3 separate regions of the Homo sapiens genome follow, and regions 2 and 3 are each linked to region 1. A link is a contact called in ENCODE Hi-C data. All regions are on one chromosome and are shown on one strand. Each heading gives the region's core, a stretch centred on a gene start or an enhancer-like site at or near the end of the contact. The rest is flanking DNA. Distances are from core to core; before and after follow the strand shown.

Region 1 (3,773 bases), core at 904-3,403:
ACATTCTGCTGTTTTCTCTGAATTTAGCAATGGTCCAAACTTCAGACTGAGTTCTGTTCCCCTTCATATTTTATTTTTGTTATGTTTATTTTTAATCTTTTCAGAGACAGGGTCTTGCTGTCACCCAGGCTGGAGTGCGGTGGCAGCATTGTTACCAGAAAGGGGTCCCGATCCAGACCCCAAGAGAGGGTTCATGGATCTCATGCAAGAAATAACTCAAGGCAAGTCTGCAGTGCAAAGAAAAAGCAAGTTTACTAAGAAAGTAAAGTGGTGAGAGAACAGCTACTCTGTAGGCAAAGTAGGGCGTTCCCTAAAGTAAGGGGAGGAAAACGTCCACCTCAGGTAAAATACTCATATATATATATGATAAAAAAAGATCATGGGGAGACGTGCTCTGATATAAGGGTTTGTGATAAAGGATTAATTTTCTTAATTACTATATTTTGCAAGAATCAACATTATCTTTAAAGCAAAATTTGGGCCAGGCATGGTGGCTCACGCCTGTAATCCCAGCACTTTGGGGGCCGAGGCAGGTGGATCACGAGGTCAAGAGATCGAGATCAGCCTGACCAACATGGTGAAACCTGTCTCTACTAAAAATACAAAAAATTAGCCGGGCGTGGTGGTGCCTGCCTGTAATCCCAGCTACTCGGGAGGCTGAGGCAGGAAAATAGCTTGAACCCAGGAGCAGAGCTTGCAGTGAGCTGAGATCATGCCACTGCACTCCAGCCTGGGCGACAGAATGAGACTCCGTCTCAAAAAAAAAATTAAAATAACATAAAATAAATAAAGCAAAATTCGGAATGCCTTTGTTCTGAAGATATCAAGATATCAGGACACTCTCAAGTCTGGGTCTGTTTAGTAAATGTTATCAATCTGTTCCCTTAACTGTAAATACCTAGAGGCTAGGAATACCTAACTTTCTGGGAATGCAGCCCAGCAAGTCCCAGCCTCATTTTCCTAGTCCTCACTCAAGACGGAGTTGCTCTGGTTTGAACACCACTGACACCATCATAGCAAACCTGAACTCCTGGGCTCAAGCAATCCTTCTGCCTCAGCCTCCTGAGTAGCTGGGAATACGGGCTCATGTGACCACACCCAGCTAACTTGTTAAAATTTTCTTTCATAGAGAGGGGGTCTCACTATCATGCCCTGGCTTCTGTTTCACTTTAATGCACACGGACCTGGGGTCACTGGAAGACTCATTTGGTAGGCTGTACTGGGGATTATTTAGATGAGCCACCAAGAAGGCTTCTGGAAAAGAATTTGTCTCAAGATTAAAGGGCGTCAAGGCACCCAAGCATAATCCAAGCCTTTGCTTCAGGATTGGATGGGGAGTTCTTTTTTTTTCTTTTTTGCCAACCCCAGTCTTGAGCTCTAGGAAGCAGGGACTGGGAGTAAAAACCAAAAGAACTATTTGATTAAAATCTCTGTGATTGGAACCCAGATACCATATCTGACAACACAAAGGTGGCTTTTAAGCGCACAGAGGCCTCAGCAGCTCATTGCTGCAGGGAGCCGCACCCCAGAGGGAGGAAATGTGAGATGTCTTAGAGAGCTGAGAGGGCTCAGGTTTGCCCATGGGAGGCATACGCTGGGACTCCTAGAACCCTGGATGGGTGGGGGTCTGGAATTGTGTTCGAAGGACCCACAGCAGCAGGTGGGGTAGATTCAAAGGGATAGTTTTGATATTAATACACCAATCCCATTTCTACCCCCAGGTTGGTATGATGTGCTTTTAGAATACCCCTTATCTCTAGAGACATAATTTATGAACTCTTAATCTGATGGAGGATATATTAGACAGATGTTAATTAAACAATCTCAAAAATATGTTACTTCAAGCTGTGATAAATCCCATGAAGGAGAAATACAGGGTGTCCTGCTGGTATAGAGAGGGGAATCTGATTTGGCCCGGGGTATGTGTGAGAGAGAATAATAAAGAAAGGGCTTCCTGGGGATGTGATGTTTGCACTGGGGAGGAGAGGATGCAAAGGTCCTGAAGCGGATGTGACCAGGTCAAATAAATGACAAACTGAGGAGGGGAGGGAAGCAGAACTCATGAGATGTTTCTTCTCTGATTTGCATTTTTAAATGGAGAGTTGCATTTGTGAAAGCAGAAGTTAGTGCTCGAAGGGTCCGTCTTGCACAGTTGGTCAGCTCTGTTTTTCAACACATGTGGAGTGGGAGGGGCACAGTATCCAATAACTAGGACTCTAATTATGTCTCAGTCACCAACCACGCGTAGGATTTTAAGCAGATTTCTTTTTCTTTTTCTCTTTGAGATGGAGTCTTGTTCTGTCGCTCCGGCTGGAGTGCAGTGGCACGATCTCGGCTCACTGCAACTTCTGCCTCCCGGGTTCAAGCGATTCTCCGGCCTCAGGCTCCCAAGTAGCTGGGATTATAGGTGCCCACCACCACGCTGCGCTGATTTTTTGTATTTTCAGTAGAGACAGGCTTTCACCATGTTGGCCAGCCGGTTTTGAACTCCTGACCTCAAGTGATCTGCCTGCCTCGGCCTCCCAATGTGCTGGGATTACAGGTGTGAGCCACTGTGCCCAGCTGAGATTTTGTCTTTATTTTATTTATTTTTTTGAGACAGAATTTTGCTTTTGTTGCCCAGGCTGGAGTGCAATGATGCGATCTCAGCTCACTGCAAACTCTGCCTCCTGGGTTCAAGCGATTCTCCTGCCTCAGCCTCCCGAGTAGCTGGGATTACAGGCATGCACCATCACACCCAGCTAATTTTGTATTTTTAGTAGAGACAGGGTTTCACCATGTTGGTCAGGCTGATCTCGAACTCCTGACCTCATATAATCCACACACCTCAGCCTCCCAAAGTGCTGGGATTACAGGCATGAGCCACCCTGCCCTGCCCAGCTGAGATTTTATAACCTCCATTTTTCTACCTGTAGAAAAGGGCAGAGTATTGGGTGGAGTCCTCCAGATGATCTCTACCATTCCTTCCAATGCTTAAAAAAAAATCTAAGAGTAGATTTTAAAGAGCCCTCTGTTATTTCATTGTTAGAGAATGTGTTTGTTCACTTGTTAACTCCTCACAAGTGCCCAATCTTTCCTGTTCACTCTCAGAGTAGGCCTTAGGAGAATAGAGTTTATTTTGCTATTATGTGAAGTCTTATTATTTTATTTGACACATACTGTCTTTCATTTACTCAACACCTGGGCCAGGTGCTGAATAGTCAAAGGAGAAAAGGATCTGTTGGTGCTTTCCTCCCTCCTAGTCCACTGTCAACTTAGAAGACACACATGGAATTGGATTTTTGCAATAGAAAGTAATAAATGCTTTGCTAAAGATATATAGACAGTGTTAAGAGAGAATATAGGAAGGCCACATAATCCATATATGAGTAGTATAATGGGTTACACTTGGAGATATAAAAAAGCGGGCAGGAGGCCTCAATCCCAGCACTTTGGGAGACCGAGGTGGGCGGATCACCTGAGGTCAGGAGTTCAAGACCAGCCTGGCCAACATGGTGAAACTCCATCTCTACTAAAAATGCAAAAATCAGCTGGGGGTGGTGGCGGGCACCTGTAATCCCAGCTACTCAGGAGGCTGAGGCAGGAGAATGGCTTGAACCTGGGAGGCAGAGGTTGCAGTGAGCCAAGATAGTGCCTCTGCACTCCAGCCTGGGTGACAAAGTGAGATATCGCCTCAAAAAAAAAAAAAAAAAAAAAAAAAAAAAGTAAGCAGGTAAAACATGGTAGAAACATGGTAGATACTTAATAAATGGATGTGACTGAGTGAATAAATT
Region 2 (3,773 bases), core at 421-2,920, 1.8 Mb before region 1:
GCCTCCCGGGCTCAAGTGATTCTCCTTCCTCAGCCTCCTGAGCAGCTGGGATTACAGGCGCCTGCCATCATGCCCAGCTAATTTTTATATTTTTGGTAGACACGGTGTTTCACCACGTTGGCCAGGCTGATCTCGAACTCTTGACCTCGTGATCCGCCCACCTCTGCTTCCCAAAGTGCTGGGACTACAGGCGTGAGCCACTGCGCCCGGCCTGCATACTCTATTTTATTATCCTTACCAGATCATTTGAAATTTCTGTTTATCTCTTTTCACATTGGAAACAGAAGGTGGTGTCTTTAGAAAGAAGCAGACAACAGCATGTGCCTCAAACCTGGAGATATACCTTCTCTCTGCTAGTTGGCCTTAAGCAGGCCCTTTTTCATACTTTAAAACAGATTACCATGGTGATCTCAATCAAGACCTAACTGTAGTCAGACAGGAAAAACTGAAGGCTGCATTTTGAACCATTCAGGTTACTTAGGAGATGCTAAGATCAATTAACCCCAAATAAAATCCATGGAAACCATTCAAATGATGTTGCTATCTTCTTCTCAAGATCATTCTGTCTCTGTTTGGAGACTGTCTTATCTAGCCAGACCAAATATACATCATAATAGGCTGGAAATAAAACCTAGAGAATGGATAAGATGAGGAAAAGAAAAGAATAACCAAACAGAAATGGGAATTTTGCTCTGGATTATGGATGGGTCTCTAGCCATTCATTGGCTCTGGGGCTGCCAAGCCAAGACCCTCACTCAGATTGTCAAAGTGGCAGGGAACTTGGGCTGGTTGTAGAAGAGGCCTCCAGCATCTACAGCCCTTCTTGGCCAACAGAGCTCAGACTGCTCCTTTAAAATTAAAGACGGCTGGGTACGGTGGCTCACAGCTGTAATCCTAGCATTTTGGGAGGCTGAGGAGAGAGGATTGCTTGAGCCCAGGAGTCAGAGGCTGCAGTAAGCTGGGATAGCACCACTGCCCTCCAGCCTTGGTGACAGAGGGATGGAGACCCCATCCCTTAAAAAAAAAAATAGAGCCTTAGAAAGAGTAGTGATTCGTAAGGAGAAGCATGAATGCATTTATTCATGTTCCCTCTAAAAAAACAGACAACTGCCCTTATACTGGCTGCCTTCTGAGTCTTGGGGGGGTTTGGTAATTAAAAGCAATTTTGTAAAATCTGAGCACCAGTGTTGAAAATGAGCTTAAGCATAAACTAATTCATCACTTAGTGAGATAAATACATAACTGATAAATTTTTCATTACATCAGTGAGAGTTTCATCTTTTTAAACTAGCTTTTTGCCATGTTCGCAAATTTTGATTAAAGAATCCTCTGAGTATTATAACATAGAAATGTCTTTATATTTTGAATGGGCCTTACTACTAGCCTTCAAAGTTCTGGAGCACAAATAAAGAGTCCCCCCAGATAGAATTCTGAGTTCATGAGGTTTATTTCTGTTGGGTGTGCTACATGTCACAGATACTCTCCTTATTGGGAAGCTGGTGGCCTTTTGGCTAGAGAATGTCTTGACACTCTAGGGTACTCATTACTGGAAGCCTTGATTTGCTCTTGAAAGAAATCACAAAGGCATGACACCTCTTCCCTTTGCACTTCTCCCCACCCAGACCCCAAAGAGGAACTGAAAGAGGAACATGCACTGTTGGAGTAGACACGGACCAGTGAGCACGCGCACAGTCCTCAATACCAGCCTACAATAGCTGTATGTACATTTTCTGGCCTCAAACCAGTGTCCTCAAGTCATGATATCTGTTCTCTCTGTTCCTCAAGACTAAGCAGTTAATGTACTTCACAAACAGGGATACCTGCCATTTCACTGAGTCACAATAGGAGTTGATATTACTGAGCTCTTCCTATGTGCCAAACCCTATTCAAAGTATGCCCTAGCTGTCTCAAGAGAATGTAATAATTTGCCAACAGTGACACAGGTAATAAGTGGTCTAGCGGTGACATGAACACCAGCAGTATTACTCTAGAACCCAGATGTTTTTCCTCTTTATGCCATTCCTTCTGCCTTAACTTTACCTCAATTTCTTCTATCTTGTGTAGAAGGATGTTGTGAGGATTCGAAAAATAATAGGAGAATACTTGATATGGTGCCTCACACAGGGCAAACTCTCAATGCCCTGTTAGTTGCTATGGCTAGTTGAGAATTTGCTCAGTCACAGTGCTAAGTGGCTGAACCAGGACCCCCACCCTAGAGCCTGTTCCTAGAGTTCACTCTAACGCCAACCCCTCCTGCTGCTCTGCGTCAGTGACAGCACAGATAACACACCAGCACAGTTACTGGCAATAACTGAGCACTAGGGAGATGTCAAGCTTGTTCCTCTCCCACATCTCCCTCCTTCTCCTCACTGAAAGACAGAGGCACAGAAACACATTCTTATATAAGGTAATGACCAACTTCGAAAAGAGAAGCTTGATTCAATTGCACTTTATACTTCCTTTCTCACTTTTCATGCAAGATGAAAAGTAAAGTCCATGAAATAGAAGACACGATTTTTAAAAATGTATTCATATATTTGGGCAACAGAGTGAGACTCTGTCTCAAAAAAAACACATATCTCTCTCTCCACGTATTTGGCTTCATTTTCCCTCCCCATTATTGTCATGCTTCATGCTATTGAAACTGCCAGGACAGAATGTATCCTTAGTTAGTCATGACACCTCATATGTCTCGTGTCAAACATAACACACAGATTACTCACACGCTGACAATGCCATACGTTAGGCACACTGTGCCTTTAATTGTGCAATGACATTTGCTATAAGCATGAACATTCATGTTTCAGTTTTGAAGGAAGTTGGCAATTACTTGCTATGTCTTGCAATAGAATAGTGCACTTTTCACTTTTCGCTTTTTCTCCTTAGAAATCTTGTACTGTACAAATTGTGGAACACAGTAATCTGACTTTGTCCTCTGTTTTTCTCCTGCTATGAATGCTATAAAGTTATCTTTCTTTTTCTTCCTTTTTTTTTTTTTGACAGGGTCTCACTCCTGTTGCCCATGCTGTAGTGCAGAGGTACAATCATGGCTCACTGTAGCCTCAACTTCCCAGGCTCAGGTGATCCTCCCACCTCAGCCTCCTACATAGCTGGGACTACAGGTGCATGCCATTACACCCAGCTAATTTTTTATATTTTTAGTAGAGATGTGATTTTGCCATGTTTTCCAGGCTGATCTTGAACTCCTGATGCTTGAACTCAAGTAATCCGCCTGCCTTCACCTCCCAAAGTGTTGGGGTTATAGGCATGAGACACTGTGCCTGGCCCCCCAGAGTTACCTTTCAAATCATGAGGAGATCACGCTGCCCCTCTTGGCTTTTCTTGATTACAAATCAAACTTTCAATGTTTCCAAAGAAAAATATAGGAGCTCAGAGTATTTCCGGGGGGAAAACAGCACATGGTTCCCTTCCTCACCACCCTCTGGTCTCTCTTCCTTTGCCACCTCCAGGGTCAGTCAGGAACATCTCTGGAGTTGTGAGGATCTTCCTGGTGTCCCCAATTCCCAGCAACTCTGAATATCCTTGTTTTCATGTTTTAAAAACATGCATCTGGTGTAAAAGCTTTTATCTGGTACATCTCAGTACTTGAAACACTTCATTTCACTCTTTACATGTATATCTATCTCTACCAGAGACCATCTGACCTCTTGAGAGTGGAGGCCAACATGATTTTCTTTGCATATACAGATCCTACACTGGCCTAGCATGTGGTAAAGAGATATGAAATGCTGTTGAATAATGAATTATATGTC
Region 3 (3,773 bases), core at 375-2,874, 1.0 Mb before region 1:
ATATGTTTGGACTCCATGTAGAGAAGTAAATCAGCCTGGGTCTAAACCAGGAATGGAGGCTAGGGAGATGATGTCTTAGCCAAAACTCTCACAAAGCTTCAGAGACTGGGGGAAAAAATCAAGTCAAAATAAGGCCACAGTAATGGCCAAAGGAGGTGTGTATGCAGAGGGTGGGGGAAGGGAATTTTCTCAGGGATCAAGGTGGAGGGTGACAACTGATTCTTAGAGTGGACCCAGTCTTTATTGTCTGTGGGTATTGAGGTTGTAAAGCCAACAGGATCCTTCTTCCAGATGACATGAGGGATCCCAGAAGCCAGGCCTCAAGCCCTAAGATAAAGAGGCTTGTCTGAACTAGGGCCTCCAGACAGCTAGCTGGAGTCCGGGCTGGGCTTGGCCTCTGGAAGATGCCGAATGCATAAAGGGAGAGCCCAGATCCCAGAAGCTCTGTAGCAGGCCAGCCAAACAGATAGTAAGATAGTCCAGAGAGAAAATAGCTCAGTGCTCAGTCAAGCCCTGAGACTGTCCGTACTCACCTAGACCCTGGGTGGGACAATGGGATATTCCTACTTACTATTGGCAGTTGTTCCAGAGAACCACTGCCTTAGTCCATTTTGTGCTGCTGTAACAACATACCCAGGACTGGGTAATTTATCAAGAACAGAAATTTGTTTTCTCACAGTTCTAGAGGCTGGGAAGTCCGAGATCACGGCACCAGCAGGTTCAGATGTCTGGGGAGGGCTACTCTCTGTCTCCAAGATGGTACCTTGATGCCACATCTTCTAAAGGGGAGGAACACTGTGTCCTCACATGGCAGAAAGGTAGAAGATCAAGCTAACTGAACACTGTGGGAAGCCTCTTTTATAAGGGCCTTACTGCTATTCATGAGGGAGTAGCCTTCATGGCCTCTTAAAGGCCCTGTTACCTCTTGATACTGTCACATTGGCAACACCTGAAGTTTTGAGGGGACACATTCAAACCGTAGCAACCACTAACCCAACTGTTAGTGGCTGGGCATGGATAGAGCTAAAGCAGCAACTAGAGAACACATGTGGACAGTATAGAAGGAGCTCAGCAGACAGGGGCAAATGGAGCTGGGAGGCAGTGGTGTCTATGGAGGGGTGGTTGGACAAGCTCTGCCTCCAAGCAGAAAAATGTGAGAAGGCATGTTTAAATGAATGCCATGTAAAAGAGCTAAAGAGGGAGCTATGAGCCAGGTAAGTCTAGACTCATTTCTAGCATGTTGAAGAGAAAGGCAACTTAGACCAAAATGTTTAAAATTTTATTTACAAGTTCTGTGGTCTCAAATCATTCTAATCCTTAGTTCTCTCACCTTTACAATGGGAGTAAAACTAATACTTTCCTTGCAGGATTGATGAAAGGCTTGTAGATAATGCAGGTGTAACACCTAATACAGAGCCGGACACATACAAAATGCTTCATAAGTAGTGGCTGATATTATGATTTTACTAGTACCACATAAGCAGGCTTGTTCCTTTGTTCTGTCAGTTTCTCTAAGGTAACTAGTCATAGAGCTCTTTGAAAGTAGTCATAGAGCTCTTTGAAAGTAGTCATAGAGCTCTTTGAAAGTGAAAGGAGGATGTGTACTTGTTTCAGTGCCATCTGGAAATGGAGAAGTGGCAAATCCGTTTCCTGCTATATAGCCAGTTCTGTGGGGAGGCCAGGTGGGCAGGCTGACTGGCAAGGTCTCTGGGGGGGATGTCATCCATGGGAGGGCCAAAGAGAGACACCAAGACAGATTAGGGATGGGGGACAAAGAGACCCAAGTCTCTTTGATAACCTGCCAGGGCCCAGATTGGAGCCCCTGAAGGAAGAGAATGTTGTGAATGCCTAGCGCAGTTGTGTGCTCTCTCTCTCTCTCTTTTTTTTTGATGTGGTTGATGCTGGGAAGTCATGGGAGGCATTTGGAAGACATAGTGAGGGTCAACTGCCCTTTACCCAGGAGGAGAAAGGGCAGAGACGCCATCCTCTGCCACTCGTTTTTAAAGCATTTGCAGATTTTCATTTTTGCAGGACTTTCCTTTCAGAGAGAAGTGGCACTTGAGACCACTTGCCACCTGTTGAGGCTCTTCTCTGCTCACTCCAACAGGCTTCCTGGAGAGGTCTTGGCTAATGCAATCTGGGCCTTGGGATAGATCTGCAGCTAGAGTTGGTGCTGAATCTTCCTGTGCTTGGGAGGCTCACCACTCCCAAAGATGGGGAGCCAGGAGTGCCATGCATCTCCACATTAGCTCACTTCCTTTGAGGCTGAAATCAAGAGAGAGACTTTGGTCCAAAGACTTTTTTTTGTAACCTTCTTGGGCTCCATTCTTCACATTTGCTTCCGAGTCAAGGAGAAGGAGCACAGACCTGAGGGATGGAGTGAATTCTAATCCAAGCTCTGAAACTGACCAGCTGGGGCCTGAAAGCAAGACTGTGACCTCAGTCTGCACCACTTCCCCTCCCATCAGTAAAGTGAGAGGATCCATTGTGCTACCTTCTGCAGTCCCTTTCAGCTTTGGTGTTCACTGATTCTGTGATGAATTTCCTGTAATTTCTGTGTAGGAACAGAAAAGAGCATAGAAGATCCTTTTTTTGTTTTTTTTTTGTTTTTTGTTTTTTGTTTTTTTGTTAGGGAGTTTCACTCTGTGGCCCTGGCTGGAGTGCAGTGGCAAGATCTTGGCTCACTGCAGCATCTGCCTCCTGGGTTCCAGCAATTCTCCTGCCTCAGCCTCCTGAGTAGCTTGGATTACAGGCACATGCCACCACACCCAGCTGATTTTTGTATTTTTAGTAGAGACGGGGTTTCACCATGTTGGCTGGGCTGGTCTCGAACTCATGACCTCAGGTGATCCAACCGCCTCGGCCTCCCAAGGTGCTGGGATTACAGGCGTGAGCTACCGCGCCTGGCCAGAACATCCTTTTAATTCTTATCTGGAGACTTAATCTATATGTTCATAATTAGTATTACCAGTAAGGGCAGAATGTTCCAAAGTAGGGTCTGACTGCATTTTTAAACAATGCAATTTGCAGAGCTCCACTCTTCCACTCCTTAGTCTTATGTGAAGGACACACTTGGACTAAAATGGTTATTGCTTTATCATAATTTGGGGATCTCTATCAGAGATGATTTAGGCCAGAGTTTCTCACCCTCGGCACTATCAGCATTTTAAATTAGATTCTTCTCTGTGGCGGGGGCCGTCCTGCGTACTCTGGGATGTTCAGCAGCATCCCTAGTCCATTTGGGCTGCTATGACAAGATACCATTAACTGGGTGGTTTATAAACAACAGAAATTTATTTCTCACAGTTCTGCAGGCTGAGAAGTTGAAGATCAAGATTCAGTGTCTGGTGAGGGCCTGTTTCCTGGTTCATAGATGGTGCCTTCTTGCTGCATGTCTCCTGGTGGAAGGGCCGAAGCAGCTCACCAGGAACTCTTATAAGGGCAAATCCCATTCATGAGGCTCTGCCCTTACGACCTGATTCCCTTCCTAAAAGCCCCACCTTCTAATATGGCACATTGATGATCAGGTTTTAACATATGAATTTTGGGGGAATACAGCCATTCAGACCATAGTACCTGGGCCTCTGTTTAATGGATGTGACACCCTCTTCTCCCCACAGTCGTGAAAACTATCTCCAGACATTGCCAGATGTGCCCTGGAGGGAAAAAAAAATCACCCTAGTTGAGAACCACTGATTTAGTTTTAATTTAGGGTATGTATTTAAAAGGCAGAAAAATAAGTATAGAATCAAACTTAATTAAGCAAATGCCTC

What was found. Hi-C counts contacts between places; a loop is a spot of excess contacts on that map. Pooled maps may share reads with other maps.
Region 2: a map with no recorded cell type shows a loop between it and region 1 (11-fold over the local background). The contact joins two enhancer-like sites. A Hi-C loop is called at or near these places in 2 of 37 single-sample maps with no recorded cell type and 2 of 50 pooled maps.
Region 3: a loop to region 1 is called in a pooled map, with 4 times the contacts of the local background. The contact joins two enhancer-like sites. A Hi-C loop is called at or near these places in 2 of 37 single-sample maps with no recorded cell type and 1 of 50 pooled maps.

What each region holds. Positions count from the first base shown.
Region 1 is chr4:138,975,996-138,979,768 of GRCh38, reverse strand. The region is part of intron 2 of LOC105377448 (a long non-coding RNA gene); the gene reads left to right. Among named protein-coding and RNA genes, the nearest start is that of NOCT, 38 kb to the left of the region's middle. RefSeq lists an enhancer at 1,723-2,544. Within about 2 kb of position 2,153, at least 4 of the 41 ENCODE cell types and tissues checked have a DNase peak (open chromatin) inside an H3K27ac peak, as active enhancers do.
Region 2 is chr4:140,788,913-140,792,685 of GRCh38, reverse strand. No RefSeq gene overlaps it. Among named protein-coding and RNA genes, the nearest start is that of TBC1D9, 34 kb to the right of the region's middle. Within about 2 kb of position 1,670, at least 7 of the 41 ENCODE cell types and tissues checked have a DNase peak (open chromatin) inside an H3K27ac peak, as active enhancers do.
Region 3 is chr4:139,976,727-139,980,499 of GRCh38, reverse strand. The region is part of intron 1 of MAML3 (mastermind like transcriptional coactivator 3); the gene reads left to right. Among named protein-coding and RNA genes, the nearest start is that of MAML3-AS1, 150 kb to the left of the region's middle. RefSeq lists an enhancer at 1,346-1,395. Within about 2 kb of position 1,624, at least 2 of the 41 ENCODE cell types and tissues checked have a DNase peak (open chromatin) inside an H3K27ac peak, as active enhancers do.